Linked DNA regions of Homo sapiens: regions 2, 3 and 4 are each linked to region 1. A link is a contact called in ENCODE Hi-C data. All regions are on one chromosome and are shown on one strand. Each heading gives the region's core, a stretch centred on a gene start or an enhancer-like site at or near the end of the contact. The rest is flanking DNA. Distances are from core to core; before and after follow the strand shown.

Evidence for each region. Hi-C counts contacts between places; a loop is a spot of excess contacts on that map. Pooled maps may share reads with other maps.
Region 2: a loop to region 1 is called in a pooled map, with 17 times the contacts of the local background. The contact joins the promoter of CTNNAL1 here to the promoter of MRPL50 in region 1. A Hi-C loop is called at or near these places in 5 of 50 pooled maps.
Region 3: a pooled map shows a loop between it and region 1 (9-fold over the local background). The contact joins the promoter of IPPK here to the promoter of MRPL50 in region 1. A Hi-C loop is called at or near these places in 4 of 50 pooled maps.
Region 4: a loop to region 1 is called in a pooled map, with 24 times the contacts of the local background. The contact joins the promoter of TMEM245 here to the promoter of MRPL50 in region 1. A Hi-C loop is called at or near these places in 3 of 50 pooled maps.

Annotation. Positions count from the first base shown.
Region 1 is chr9:101,396,981-101,400,064 of GRCh38, reverse strand. It overlaps MRPL50 (mitochondrial ribosomal protein L50), which reads left to right and starts at 1,447. Exons shown (of 2, transcript NM_019051.3): 1 at 1,447-1,564. The coding sequence starts at 1,473. It overlaps ZNF189 (zinc finger protein 189), which reads right to left and starts at 1,214. Exons shown (of 3, transcript NM_003452.4): 1 at 876-1,214; 2 at 55-181. The coding sequence starts at 908. RefSeq lists enhancers at 1,214-1,743, 1,276-1,804, 1,805-2,334.
Region 2 is chr9:109,011,446-109,014,765 of GRCh38, reverse strand. It overlaps CTNNAL1 (catenin alpha like 1), which reads left to right and starts at 1,267. Exons shown (of 19, transcript NM_003798.4): 1 at 1,267-1,464. The coding sequence starts at 1,324. RefSeq lists a silencer at 1,025-1,914 and an enhancer at 1,576-2,079.
Region 3 is chr9:92,668,459-92,671,693 of GRCh38, reverse strand. It overlaps IPPK (inositol-pentakisphosphate 2-kinase), which reads left to right and starts at 1,563. Exons shown (of 13, transcript NM_022755.6): 1 at 1,563-1,786. The coding sequence starts at 1,706. It overlaps LOC107987095 (a long non-coding RNA gene), which reads right to left and starts at 1,332. Exons shown (of 2, transcript XR_001746837.2): 1 at 1,021-1,332. RefSeq lists enhancers at 1-287, 1,042-1,091, 1,102-1,551, 2,292-2,461 and a silencer at 1,592-1,771.
Region 4 is chr9:109,118,066-109,121,375 of GRCh38, reverse strand. It overlaps TMEM245 (transmembrane protein 245), which reads left to right and starts at 1,429. Exons shown (of 18, transcript NM_032012.4): 1 at 1,429-2,041. The coding sequence starts at 1,463. RefSeq lists silencers at 1,280-1,329, 1,470-1,639, 1,990-2,099 and an enhancer at 1,750-1,799.

The DNA.
Region 1 (3,084 bases), core at 198-2,697:
TGATTTCTCTCTACCTTCTTAGATATTTTAATTAGAGAAACAGCAGATTCTTACCCAGTGAGACCAGGTTTCCATAATTCTCCATCATGACATCTTTATACAGGCTTCTCTGAGCTGGGTCCAGATAATCCCACTCCTCCTGGGTAAAAAACACAGCCACATCCTCAAATGTCAGCAACCCCTGAAATAGTATGATTTCTGTAGTCAGTTCCTGTTGTCTCAAGGACAATTCTACCACTAAAAGTGACAGAGGCAATCACTTATTGTGGCCAAGTAGGCTAGGAGGAACATGATAACTGAAAGTTCCATATGTTGCCCAATTCTGGGAACGAACTGTAACTGACAGACATCTCAGACTAGAAAGGACCTACGGATAAGGCTTTTCTGATTTATTATGCCCTGAGAGTTTAATTTTAGTAAACTGCCCCAAGGCCTCTCCAAGCTTCCCTCACCTCATTGCCTACTTCAATTTTCCATTTGCACTGGCTTGTGACTCTATTCAATTCAATTCCTTGAGGTTCTCTAAGCGTGTACCTTGGGGTCCAGGCACTGTGCCAGGAACAGAAGACACAAGGGAAGGTCAAAAATGGTGCTTCACCTGGAGAACTCACAAATGAGAGAGCTAGTCTGGAGCATTACTTATTTTCTCAGGCCGATTTATCAAGTCTCTCTAGAAAAAGAAAAAAAAAAAGGGAGCCAGTGGGCAGTTTGTTCGCGAACCGCACCCCAATGCACTAGTGGGGAGTTCCTTGCAAGGCGCTGGCCCTAAAGAGGCGGTCAGGAGGTTGGTGGGGGGCCTGGGGGAGAAAGCAGTGGTGCGGCCTAGCTGGGGTAGCGGCGAGACAACCGGGATCCCCGGGGGGGTGCTTACTTACCTTCGACTCCGGCGGGGGGCTCGGGGAAGCCATCTCCCAGGCAGAGAATAGGGGCAGGAATTGGGGGCGGCCTCACGGAAAGGAGCCTCTGGTGAGGCCTACCCGGCTGCTGGAAATTAGGCTCGACGAATACGAGGATCCCTGGCTGGGTCTGGCCAGTGCCTGCCTCGGCCCCCAGACGGTCACGACCCCAACAGCATATCAGACGCGATCCCTGGCTGTCCCCCAACCCCGAACCCCAACCCCTACTCCTGCCTGGTTACGCAGCCTTTCAGGCCTCGCTAGAGCCTCCTCCCCGCTGCCAGTTCCTCCTCCTTGCAGCCAAGTAACGCTATGACCGCCCGCCCCCGGACCAGAAGGCGTCACCCAGATTCTTCCCGAGGCCCCCTCAACTACAACTCCCGTCATGCTCGGAAAGAGCGCCGCGGTCCAGACGCCGCCAGCAACAGCTACTGGACTACATTTCCCAGCGTGCAAAGGGCGAGGGAGCCTACAGGAAAAAGAAAGCTCTTGCCACTGGGATTGTATCCGATTGGCTGGTCTGGGCGCGTCACTGCTGGCTGAAGGCTGCGCTCAGGCCCGTGGATCTCATCGAAGATGGCGGCGCGATCTGTGTCGGGCATTACCAGAAGAGTCTTCATGTGGACAGTCTCAGGGACACCATGTAGAGAATTTTGGTCTCGATTCAGGTAAAGCTTTATGGTGGACGGTGGGTCATGTTCAAGGAAAGTTAAGGAGGATTAGGGACGAATTCAAAATAGAGTGTTACGCCATCGTGGTCCCGCGCCTGATCAGAGCAAGGACAAGGAGGTCCGGTTAGGGTCCCGAGTTGAGAAGCACTCATTGAGTGGTGGGACCCAGTCTCTTCCACTCTCGGCCTTAGTTTTCTCATTTTATAACGGAAATACCACCCCCTTTCCTTTTCACTTCACTCATTCATTTATTTATTAAGCAAGCAGGATTAACCTCGTGTGCGAGACACCGAGTGTGTTGTCTGCAAACACATGAAAGCGCTTGGTAAACTAAACTCATTTGCCGGCTGTGTTTCTTCACAAGCAAGGTTCAGTAATGAAGTACTGCCTCCTCCTTTTGTTTGTTCATTCATTCAGTCATTCAACAGATTTCTTAGGGCCAGCATTACTCTAAGCGCCTAGGATACAGCAGGAAAAACAAAATCCATTCTCATCCTCGAGGTACTCCAACATATGAGGAAACAGGCCCACAGGAGGGAAGTGATTTTCCCAAAGTCACAAAGCAAGTTAATTGCAAAGCTGGATCTAGAACATATGTCTCCTAACTCCCCATCTACTGCTTTTTCTGCTGCACGGCTGCACCATGTGTAATTGTTTGAAGGTAAATCTAATTTGACTTAGATAGTGTTTAGGAAATCAAAACGTATGGTAGGAACCCTAGGGAGCAATGTATGCTCTCTTAGGTTTAAAACAAAAACCACTACAATTAGGAAAGATCTTTTTCATCAGTTCAGATATTAGCTTTCCCTCTTCTTTGGTCAATATTTGTTATTATCTCTCAAATCTCTTCCAAGTTTGTTTTATTCATTCACTCAACAAATATTTTTTAGGCTGTTTACTATATGCCAGGCTATATCTTAGGTGTTGTAAGAATACAGTGGTTACTAAAACAGACCAAATTTTTGTTCTCGTAGGGCATATGTTCTAATGGAGGAAGAAATGAACAAATGTGTAATGTAATTTCAGAAAGTGGTAAATTATGAAGAAAACTAGAGGAAATAGATTACTGAGAATGATGATTATATTTTCTTTACTATTTTAAAAATTTTATATATTTAAGATATACAACTTGATGTTGATTATTAGTCAAGATAATTATCATATTCATCTCTTCACATACTTTCTGTTTTGTTTTGTTTTAGAGAAAGGAGTTCTCACTATGTTGCACAGGCTGGTCTTGAACTCCTGGACTCAAGTAATTTTCCCACCTTGGCCTCCCAAATTGCTGGGATTCCAGGGGTGAGCCACCACACCTGGCCAGTTAGAATTTTTGTGTGTGTGGTGAAAACACTTAAGATTTACTCTCAGAAGATTTCAAGTATACAGTACAGTATTATTAATGATCGTCACCATGGTGTACATTAGATCTCTGGAACTTATTCATTCTACATAATTTAAATTTTACCTTTGTCCAACGTCTCTTCATTTCCGCCACCCCTGGTAGCCACCATCCTACT
Region 2 (3,320 bases), core at 18-2,517, 7.6 Mb before region 1:
TGAAGCTGAAGCTACAGGTTGAAGCACTGTGAAGCGCCTTTCAACGGTGCTTGGGAAAGAGCTTTCTTATGCCTCAGGTTGATGTACCCAGCTCATCAATCTGGTGTTATGGAAGAAGAAATGATCCAGGCCAAGGTGTCCGGGTGGACTGGCCAGCCTCAGATTCTTTTTTACTCTGACAGGTTCTCACTGGCAGATATGGTAGTTGACAAAACATTTTTTCATGCTTCTCAGTCTGTTGCTTAAGTCTGGAATTCCTTCACGGCGTGCATACTGCTGACAACCTCCTTTTGGCCTTGCTCCTGGAGACCTTAGAATAGGAGTCTTCAGCTCCCCGCCCCCATCGTGGGGCTCTGTGCGAGCTCAGAGTTGTGCTTACAGAACTGATTCTTACCCTTCCCCTCAAGTGAGTTGTCAGAAATACACACTTGGTGTTTTCATGCAATGAACAGTTATGAAGAAACTGCTCTGTGCCTGGCACTAGGAAAAAACTTCGAAAAATAGTTTTAAGAAGTAGTGTTGAACAGTAGATGAGGCTTTTTCATGTTTCTTTTAAATTTCTTTTGAATAAGTCTAAACAGTAGTGTGAAAGATATACTGACTTCCTGCCGAATACCCAGATACTCCATTAATGATTGCATTATCAAATGTTTCCCCTTCAATCCAGCTCAAAGTGTTTGTGAGAAATACATGGTGAAAGAATGAGCAGGGTGGAGTGGAAATTGGACCTTCCGGAGAAGCCCCAGGAAGACATTACCACTGGAATTCCCGTCCCAGGGGAAAGGCCCCTCCCAACAGACTTGATTCTGGTTTTGGTCTACCAGTTTCAACCCCAGCACAGCTTCCAGAAGTCTTTGCGGGAATTCAGAGCTGATTTAGGACGAGTCACCTATCGAGAGGACGGGAAGCTTTGCTGGGGACGCTTGTCTGTCCAAGTAAGAGGAGGCCATGTGGCTGTGTGACAGATGTGTTTTGTTTCTCCTCGCCACCCTGGCGAGAAGGTGCCTGGAACCCATGGAAGGGGTCTGAGAAGAGATAAGGGCGGGGCCATGTGGGGGCGGGACCCGGCTTAGGGGGTGGGGTTGCAGGGAGCCCACACCAGGCTGGACTGCGCGGGCGGGGCAGAGGCCGGGGGTGGGCGGGGACATACGGTGACGGGCGTCGGGGACGCAGGGTTGGCGGCGGAGCCCTGGGGGGGCGGGCCCCTGGGGGCGGGGTCTCGGTTGGCGCGAGTGTCCTGTCGCCGCCGCCTCGGGCGGGTGGGCTGACTGGCGGCAGGCTCGCCGCGGCGCGGAGTCCCGGCTGCGGGATAGACCGAGGGCCATGGCCGCCTCTCCCGGACCCGCCGGCGTTGGCGGCGCCGGAGCAGTCTACGGCTCCGGCTCTTCGGGCTTCGCCCTCGACTCGGGACTGGAGATCAAAACTCGCTCGGTGGAGCAGACGCTACTCCCGCTGGTTTCTCAGGTAAAGTGGCGCCTGGCGCGGCCCCTCTTCTCCTTCCCGCCGCGGCCCGCGATGGCGGCCGCCGCTCGCACGACCGGACGGGAGGCAGCCGCTGCCCCACTTTCCGCGCCGGCACTGCGGCGTTCTTGTCGGACCGCCTGTGTGGGGCTCCGGGACGGGCCTCGGCCCGGGCGGCGAGAGACTGGATAATCCAAACTCCGGCGGCAGGGTTGAGTGGACTCGGCAGCAGGGGAGGCTGCGGGGCGGGGGTGCCGGCCTGGGCCTTTGCCCCCAGTACCTGCCTCGGGTCTGCGGCTCCCGGGTGCCCCCGGCCGGGCGATGCCCCCTCCGCGGGGCGAGTGGTTGAGCCCAGCTCCCGAGGCAGAGAGGACCCCCGCGGGGCCCCTCGCTGGTACTTAGGGCCCTCCACGATAACCGACTTTGTCACCAGTTCGCAGCCTGGTCCCGAGCCCGGCTCCTCCGCCTGGGGTATTCCTCCCGGCCTCCCCGCCCAGCGTGCGCTCCCTGATCCTTTGTCCCTCCCCGCCGTAGGTCAGTTCGCTGGCCTCCCATTCATCCCGGCCACCCTACCCCTTCCCCTGAACCTGCTGCTGCTCACTTCTGCCCGCTTCTGTCCGGCCTCGTGGAAGAGTGACGTGGAGACTGTATGACAGTTAATCCAGATGCACACCGTTTTGCCAAGTCCCGTTTGGGATGTGTGCGTTACTGTATTTGCCAATCAGCTAACCGACGCCCTGAGTTTTAGGAAAGTTTTTGTTTCTCTGAGCTGGGTTATATGCAGCTTCAGGGCTAGAATTCCTCACTTAGGTCTGTGGTAAGATGCCAAGCACTGTGGGGAGTGAATTCTGTGCCTTCGGGAGCGCGTTGGCGATGTGTGACTCACATCTAGGTTGTAACCACTTCGTGACTCATACTAGGATTACCAAGATTTTAGAGGTAGAAGAAATCTTAAAGATTATCTGACTAAAAATTCTTTCTTTAGCATCCTTGACACCTGGCCACCAGTACCCTGCTTAAACATGTTCAGTGAAGGGGAGCCTGTAGCTGTTGCATAGAATTCTAAATGCTATTATCTCTTCTCCTGCCCAGCCCTGCGCATATTTGAAAACAGCAGTTACACATGTCCCTGGATTCCTGTTATGCTGGTTAAATAAACATCCCTATTTTCTTCACCTTCGCATGGCTAACGGAGCAGTGATGAATATATCTGACACTCTCCTTCCCTTTTCCTGTGTCTCATTGAGGCTCTGACCAGTGGGAAGGGGCACTGGGATCCCTCAGTAATGTCAGACCCTCCGCTCCTCGCCTATCTCCACTAGCACAACACAACCAAAACGAGAAACACTGGAGCAGTTTTAAGAGGCAGAGAGATAAGAGAGTGATGGAGTTCAAGTTGATAGTATTTTATCCATTTTTTAAATAACACCTATGTAATGCTTACTATGTGGTAGGCCAGGTTCTAAGCACTTTGTAAATATTAACTCATTAATTCTCATAACAATCATGTGAAGTTGGTATATATTCTCGTGGTATGGGAGAGGAAACTGAGGAATACTGAGGTTAAATAATTTGTTGTTAGGGCTTTCAATAAGTGCCAAACTGGGATTTGAATCCAGGTACCCTGGCTCCAGAAGGTTCTCTTTGCTACACTATGCTGTGTCCTCTCTAGAGATTAGAAGCAGTAATGAGATCTAGAGAAAAAGATGGTACATAGTGGAAAAACAAGCTAGAAAGTCATAATCTGGAGAAATGGCAACTTTTCACAGTATCCACTGCTAAAAATGTATCAGTCTTACAGCTCTGCATTGTGTAACTCTGGGGTAAAAGAAGCCAGAGAAGGGTAGGAGAGCAGAGGA
Region 3 (3,235 bases), core at 314-2,813, 8.7 Mb after region 1:
ACAGGCACAGATACCACACCCTGCTAATTTTTTGTAGAGACAGGGTTTCACCATGTTGCCAGGCTGGTTTGGAATTCCTAAGCTCAAGCGATCCGCCCACCTCGGCCTCCCAGAATGCTGGGATTACAGGCATGAGTCACCATGCCCTGCCCCAGCCTCCCTTTTGAGGCCTAAAATGGAGGAAAGAGATGCTCAAAGCCTTCAGCTCATTTTCCTGAGTCACTGGCCTGATTTCACTACAATTCCCAAGGCCTGGCAAGGTGCCCAGCCGTTCTCAAAGTTGGGTCTGCAGGTCCTCTCTTTGTGAACTACATAACTGCAGATGTTCTTCACAATGTGTATGTCAACCAATGCAATATATTGCAGCAGACCGAATGCCGAAGCACATGTGAGAACCTATTAGGTCAGATTTTAAAAAGATTTGCAAAAGTGTAAAACAATACCACTCCTTTATTTTGGTGGTGGGCGTGGAATGTAATGTTTACTTTTTTTTTTTTTTTTTTTTTTGAGATGGAGTCTCACTCTGTCGTCCACGCTGGAGTGCAATGGCGCGATCTTGGCTTACCGCAACCTCCGCCTCCTGGGTTCAAATGATTCTCTTGCCTCAGCCTCCGGAGTAGCTGGGATTACAGGCCTGCGCCACCATACCTGGCTCATTTTTGTATTTTTAGTAGAGACAGGGTTTCACCATGTTGGCCAGGCTGGTCTCAAACTCCTGACCTCAGGTGATACGCCCGCCTCAGCCTCCCAAAGTGCTGGGATTACAGGCGTGAGCTACCGCGCCCGGCTGTTTACTTTTAAACGAAACAACAAAAAACTTTAAAGCATTTTAACTTAGAATGTGGTAACATCGATAGCTGTAACCCACATTAGCAAAAGCTTGGGGCCCTCATTTTTATGAGTATAAAGTGGTCCTGAGACTACGAGTTTGGGAAATGCGGTAGCTCTACGAGGCGGTGCCATTCTTGCCGCCGCATCAGTGAATTTAGGAGAAGGAAGGTCGTTAGCCCTCTGCCTCACCGCCAAGCAGGAGCCTTGCGCTCCAACTGCGTCCCTCGAAGTCTTCAGGCAAAAGCGGGACTGGGGAGTCCAGTCCTGTGGCCCAGCCACATTTCCTCGCGTAGAACGTTGGACAATGTTTTCTACCTCACAGGACCATCCAAATGACTGCGTTAGGTATTCCCATGAAATGTACGATGAGTACACCCTATTCTACAGAAGCAAAAGCTGAGGCTCAGAGACGCCAAGAGGTTTGCTGGGGTCTCGCGACTAAGCGGTCCCAACACCCAGACACCCTGGCTACCCGGGGACTGCCGGTCACTACCGGGCGCCGAAAAGCCGCCGGCTCCTTCCGCCAGCTACACATCCGGCGCCGAGGCCGGAAGCTTCTCTTCCGGCTCCCAAGACCGCGTTCCGGAAATGAGTCGCTCTACCAGTACCTAAGATGGCCGCCGGCCCATCCACCGTCGCGATCGGTGTGAGGAAAGTGTCACGAACCCGGAATTGCCCGACTCCGTCATGGCAGGCGCCGGGGGCGTGGCTTCCGGCGGCCACAGCTTGCTAGTCGCCGCGGCGGGGTCGAGCGGGGGCGGCAGCTGACAGGCGCTCCTCCCCCGACCGCAGCGGCTGGTTCCCAGCGAGGCGGGCGGCCCCCAGCTCGCGTCCCCGAGTCCTAGCCCGCGAGGCGCCAGGGCTGCGCCTGGGCATGGAAGAGGGGAAGATGGACGAGAATGAATGGGGGTACCACGGAGAGGGCAATAAGAGCCTGGTGGTGGCCCACGCGCAGGTGAGCGGTGGACGTGCGGCGCAGGTCCGGTACCTCACTCCGACGGCCGGTATCACCCCGCCCCCATTATCCGTTTCCTCAACAGGGTCGGTTCCACGTCCCCCCAGTACCTTCCTCCTCCCCGGCCGGTCTCCGGAATTCCCCCACCCTCCAGCATCCCCCCCTACCGCTTGGGTTCCTCATCACCCCAGTATCCCCTCTCTACTGGGTCAGTCTCCCATTGCCCCAGATCCTTCTCCTGGCCGGTCTGTCGTCCCCTCAGTATTCCCGTTCCCCGTCAGAGTCAGTTCCACATCCCCCTCCCCGCCCCGTCGGTGCCGCGCTCAGCCTCACGCGGTGCCGCCTCCCGCCTGGATGCCCGCCGGACTGCCAGGCCGCAGTGGGGTGGAGGCTTGGTTGGGACGGAGGGCCCGGCCAGCACTGGAGGAAGAAGCAGAGTGCCCACAGTGCTGTTACTCTCAGCACCAAAAGAGTTCAGCCTCGTGAGACTACGGAATTGCTGTGCTGTTAATAGTAAGGGGATGTTGTCCACAGGTCCTCTTCTCAACCTTTTAGAATTTGAAGGCTTTCACCTGAATTCAACGAGGGTGAAAGTTTTAGAAACTGCAGTAAGATCTCGCAAAGGTGAATCCCAAGAGTGAAGCGTGTGGGTTTCTGTGAGGGCCCAGATCTCTCTGACCTTTTGCTGTCTGGTACAACCACGCAGGAATGTGGCCGGCTGGAACGGGGGAGGGGGGTGAGGGAGGCGAGGATAGGTGTCATGTAGGGAGGAGTTAGAGCATGGGTGTTAAAGGCACAGGAATCTCAGTGTCTACATTTGTGAAGTGGAACTAGTAGTAGAATTCACTTTGTGGGATTGTTGCAAAGACCAGTTACGCAGGAACCCATCAAGTTATGCTTAGCAAGTGATAATTGTCATCCCTTGGACAGATAAATAAAGTGAAAATCAGAGAGGTTAAGGGCATTGCCCGAGTCGAACAGCTTGTCAGGGATGATGTAGGCAGTGGAGTCCTGCCTTGCTTCTGTTGTTCCTATGCTGGGTGCATTGGTCAGCTGTAGTGTAAGCTGCAAACACCCAGGTAGCCCCTAGGTTGTGCCTTTGGATTTTGTTGCTCATTAGCACAGGGAACTAAAGAACAGAGACTACAAGCTTTGCTCAAGATCTTTAGGTGAATTAATAATGGACCAGGCTAACCTAAAGCTGTCCTTCTCTTGTGTAGTCCACTATTGGCAAAGTGAGGGATGTTTCTGCGTGAGTCCTTTTGTTGTTGGGTTACTGTGCTGATCCCCTGAATCCTTTCCCAAAACAAATACTAATCTTCCAATTCCTTGGTAAGATTAGATGTATCTCTGCATTTTAGGTAAACCTAAGACTTTTCTTTAGTGAGGGCTGATACATTAAATTTCAAAAGTAGTGGCAGATGAAGCAGCAAGTTTCAGGCTTGGAGC
Region 4 (3,310 bases), core at 180-2,679, 7.7 Mb before region 1:
ACTTCTTCCCCTAAGCTAGCTTTGGAATACATCACTTTCTTTATACCAGACCTTGCTCTTGTTAATTGGAATCTGCAAGTGGTGAGCGACTAAACCTGCGTTTTGGTTATAAAACTCCAAAGGCCATCTGAAATACTGAGACCTAAAACTTACAATCGAGATGGATAGGGAATTACTTTTTCCTTTACTTCCTTTACTAAATCCCTTTGTCTCCAAATCTATCAAGCAATAGTTTCTTTATCTGCAAACTGTGGATTATGTTACCTGTCTTGTCTGCTTTAGAAGGGAAACAAAAATTATGTAGAAATTAATAGGAATACTATTGAAACAGGAAAGGGACAACTTGCAAGGTTTGAAGCAATCACATGTTGAGTACTCAGTCAAGGCTTTCTTTTTTTTTTTAAATCAAAATGTTGATTGGGATATTTTATGGGTAGCAGGCTTGGATCCCAGCACTTTTCCAATAGGGGAACAGAAGCACCTTGTACCGCCCCAGAGTTTCCCTTCCCCCACACAATAACCCTAAAGCAAAAGCTATTATTATTATCATCGCCATGTGACAGAGGAAAACTTGAGATTGGGGGCTTAACTGACATTACATCAAGTCTCAAAAAGAAACAGTGGCAGTTTGAGACTTTGATCTACGACTCTTTTAAGAGTTTAGATTGCGTCCACAGCGAAACCTGCACAAACAGTTGTCAACAGCGGCTGCAAATTACAGGCTTATGAGGAACGTTTGAAAAATGCCAAGAGTTCTTTCCTCAGGCCAAATACTATGGTAGATAAAAGTATAGCCTTTGGAGCCAGAATCCCTGAGTTTGAATCTTGCCTGTGCCACTTGGTAGCTGTGTGACTCTGGCTGCGTACTTAACGGCTCTGTCTCAGTTTTTCTGTTGGTAAAATGAGGATAATAACACCTTCTTTGTAGGGTTGTTCTAAGGATTAAATGAGTTAATAGGAGTGAGCCACTTAGAATAGGGCCTGTTATATGGTAATCTCTATTTAAAATCCTGTCAGATACACCAAAGAAAACACTTTAAAAATATCTGTTAAATAAATCAGTAAAACAGAATCGGGGCATTGGTTCTTTAAAAGTACTCCCCCACGGTATTCTAGTATGCAGCTTGGGTTTTAATATCTGAATGTGGCGCCTTTTGGGATCTCGCCTCGCGAGAAATTGACATTAACGAATGAGTGAAAGGAGCTTCCCCCCCCCCCCCCCTCCAGGAAGATATAGACCCTGCAAACTTGTTAGCAGGACCTTGCGGACACCAAGGAGGCGGAGGCGTTTTCCCCATTTCCCCTTCGGGAGTTGTAGTTTCCTGCAAGCGCTTGGTGGGTCTGTAAACCAGCGGGGAACTACAACTCCCACAATCTCGCGCGCCTCCCGCCCTGCCTCCCGCCCGCGTTTCTAGCCCGACTCCCATTACCGCCCCTCGGGGGCGGCTGTGGCGGAGGAACGATGGCCGACGGCGGCGGCCCTAAGGACGCGCCAAGCCTGCGGAGCTCTCCCGGGCCGGCGCCGCGGGTCCCGCGCGCGGTCGGGCCGAGTGGCGGTGGCGGGGAGACCCCGCGGACCGCGGCGCTGGCGCTGCGCTTCGACAAGCCCATTAAGCAGGCCTTCTACAACACCGGGGCCGTGCTGTTCGTGTGCCTGTGCTGCGGCGCCGCGGTGCTGGTCTACTTCATCCTGGAGGCCTTCCTGCGGCCGCTGCTCTGGGCCGTGCTATGCGGCACTTTTCTGCACCCCTTCAAGAGCTCGCTGACGCGCCTGGGCCGCCACTGGCTGCAGCGCCTGCACCGCGCGCACACGCCCATCGTCCTGGCCGCGCTGCTCCTGCCGCTCTGCTTCGTCGACTACGGCGTCGAGGCCCTGGGCGAGCAGGCGCTGCGCCGCCGCCGCCTGCTCCTGCTGCTCGGCGCCGGCGGCCCGCTCCTGTACGGCCTCTACTGCCTCGGCAGCTACTTGGGCGTGCAGGTGCTGCTGGTGCACGCTGCCACGCTCATCTGCCGCGGGCTGGACTACTTCAGCAGCCTGTGGGTGAGTGAGCGGCAGTCCGCCCCCGTCCCCCGCCCGTGGTCCCGGCGCTCTGGGGTGCAATCCTGCAGCTGTTCCTCCCGGTGCAGGGGCGACGAGGGGCCACACCTGTGCTGCAGTGACCGTCCGTCTCCGCTTTCCTTCTCACACCTCAGGAATTTGGCGGACATTCTTCCAAAAAGGGGGCGGGCGTGATTTGAAACAGCCTCCCTGCTTTTCGCCTTGTTTCAATCCTAATAGGCCCTCTTAGGGGGACAGTGCCCTGGATTGAGAATCGTTATTTCGCTTTGCAGAGAGAGGCCTCAGAGCATGGCAGTGGGGCTTGGTTTTACTTCTGGTTGGAGAGGGCGGGGGTGCTTCGGCCACCCTCAGTTCTGCGCATCTGAATGTCAGAGCTGGAAGGGACCTTAGAGATTCTAGGCCAACTTGCCATCCTGCAGATAGGAAAGGTGACCTCTTACCAGGCTAGGGCTACTTAGGGACAAAGAGGGGTTTGGGTGTCTTAGATTTCTTACAAGTCCTAAAACAAAGCTTGCTTCACTGGCTGGTGCTGCCTCTCAGTTCAGGTGATTCCTGTATAATTTGTGCAAGGCACTGGGTGCTGAGCTGCCTGTGCTTCTTCCTCTCCACGCTTTACTTTTAGGTAACTGCTTTTGTTGTGCAGGGACTGGTGTACCACAGCACACCTCCTCCCGCCTGGAGTAAAGCAGCTGACCGCGTGAAGGGGAGAGACGTAGATTTGTGATGCTTGGATTAACCTGAGCTTACTCTTACAAAACCAGGGAGCTTTAGAATTGGAAAGATTTCAAAGGTAATCTAGTGACACAATTCCTAACTCAGACTATATTGTGGACTAGTTAATTATCCACATATTTAACTGGAGACTGTTAAAAACAAGTGGAGATTTAGTGCGTAAGAATGCCAATTGATTCATAAACAGTACCATTTACAAATTGATTCACTTCTTTTGTCAGTGAAATAAAGTTCAGTGTACCTTGACGTCATTAAGTTGGAAAATATTAATTCCCCTTATCTGTCTAGCGGTGTTTTGGCTTGCCTGAGGTTATTGGCAGAGTGATGAATGACCCAAAACACCCTTCTTCTCTTGTTCCCTCAATACCACCTCTTGGTTCATGTTTAAAGTTGATCGAGCATATGTTAGGTGTTGGGCTTTGTGAGAGGTTTAAAAAAGGACTAAGATACAGGTCCCGTCTTCACGGTACATATAATCCTATATGAACATATTCTAATGGAGATGACAGACATACAGAT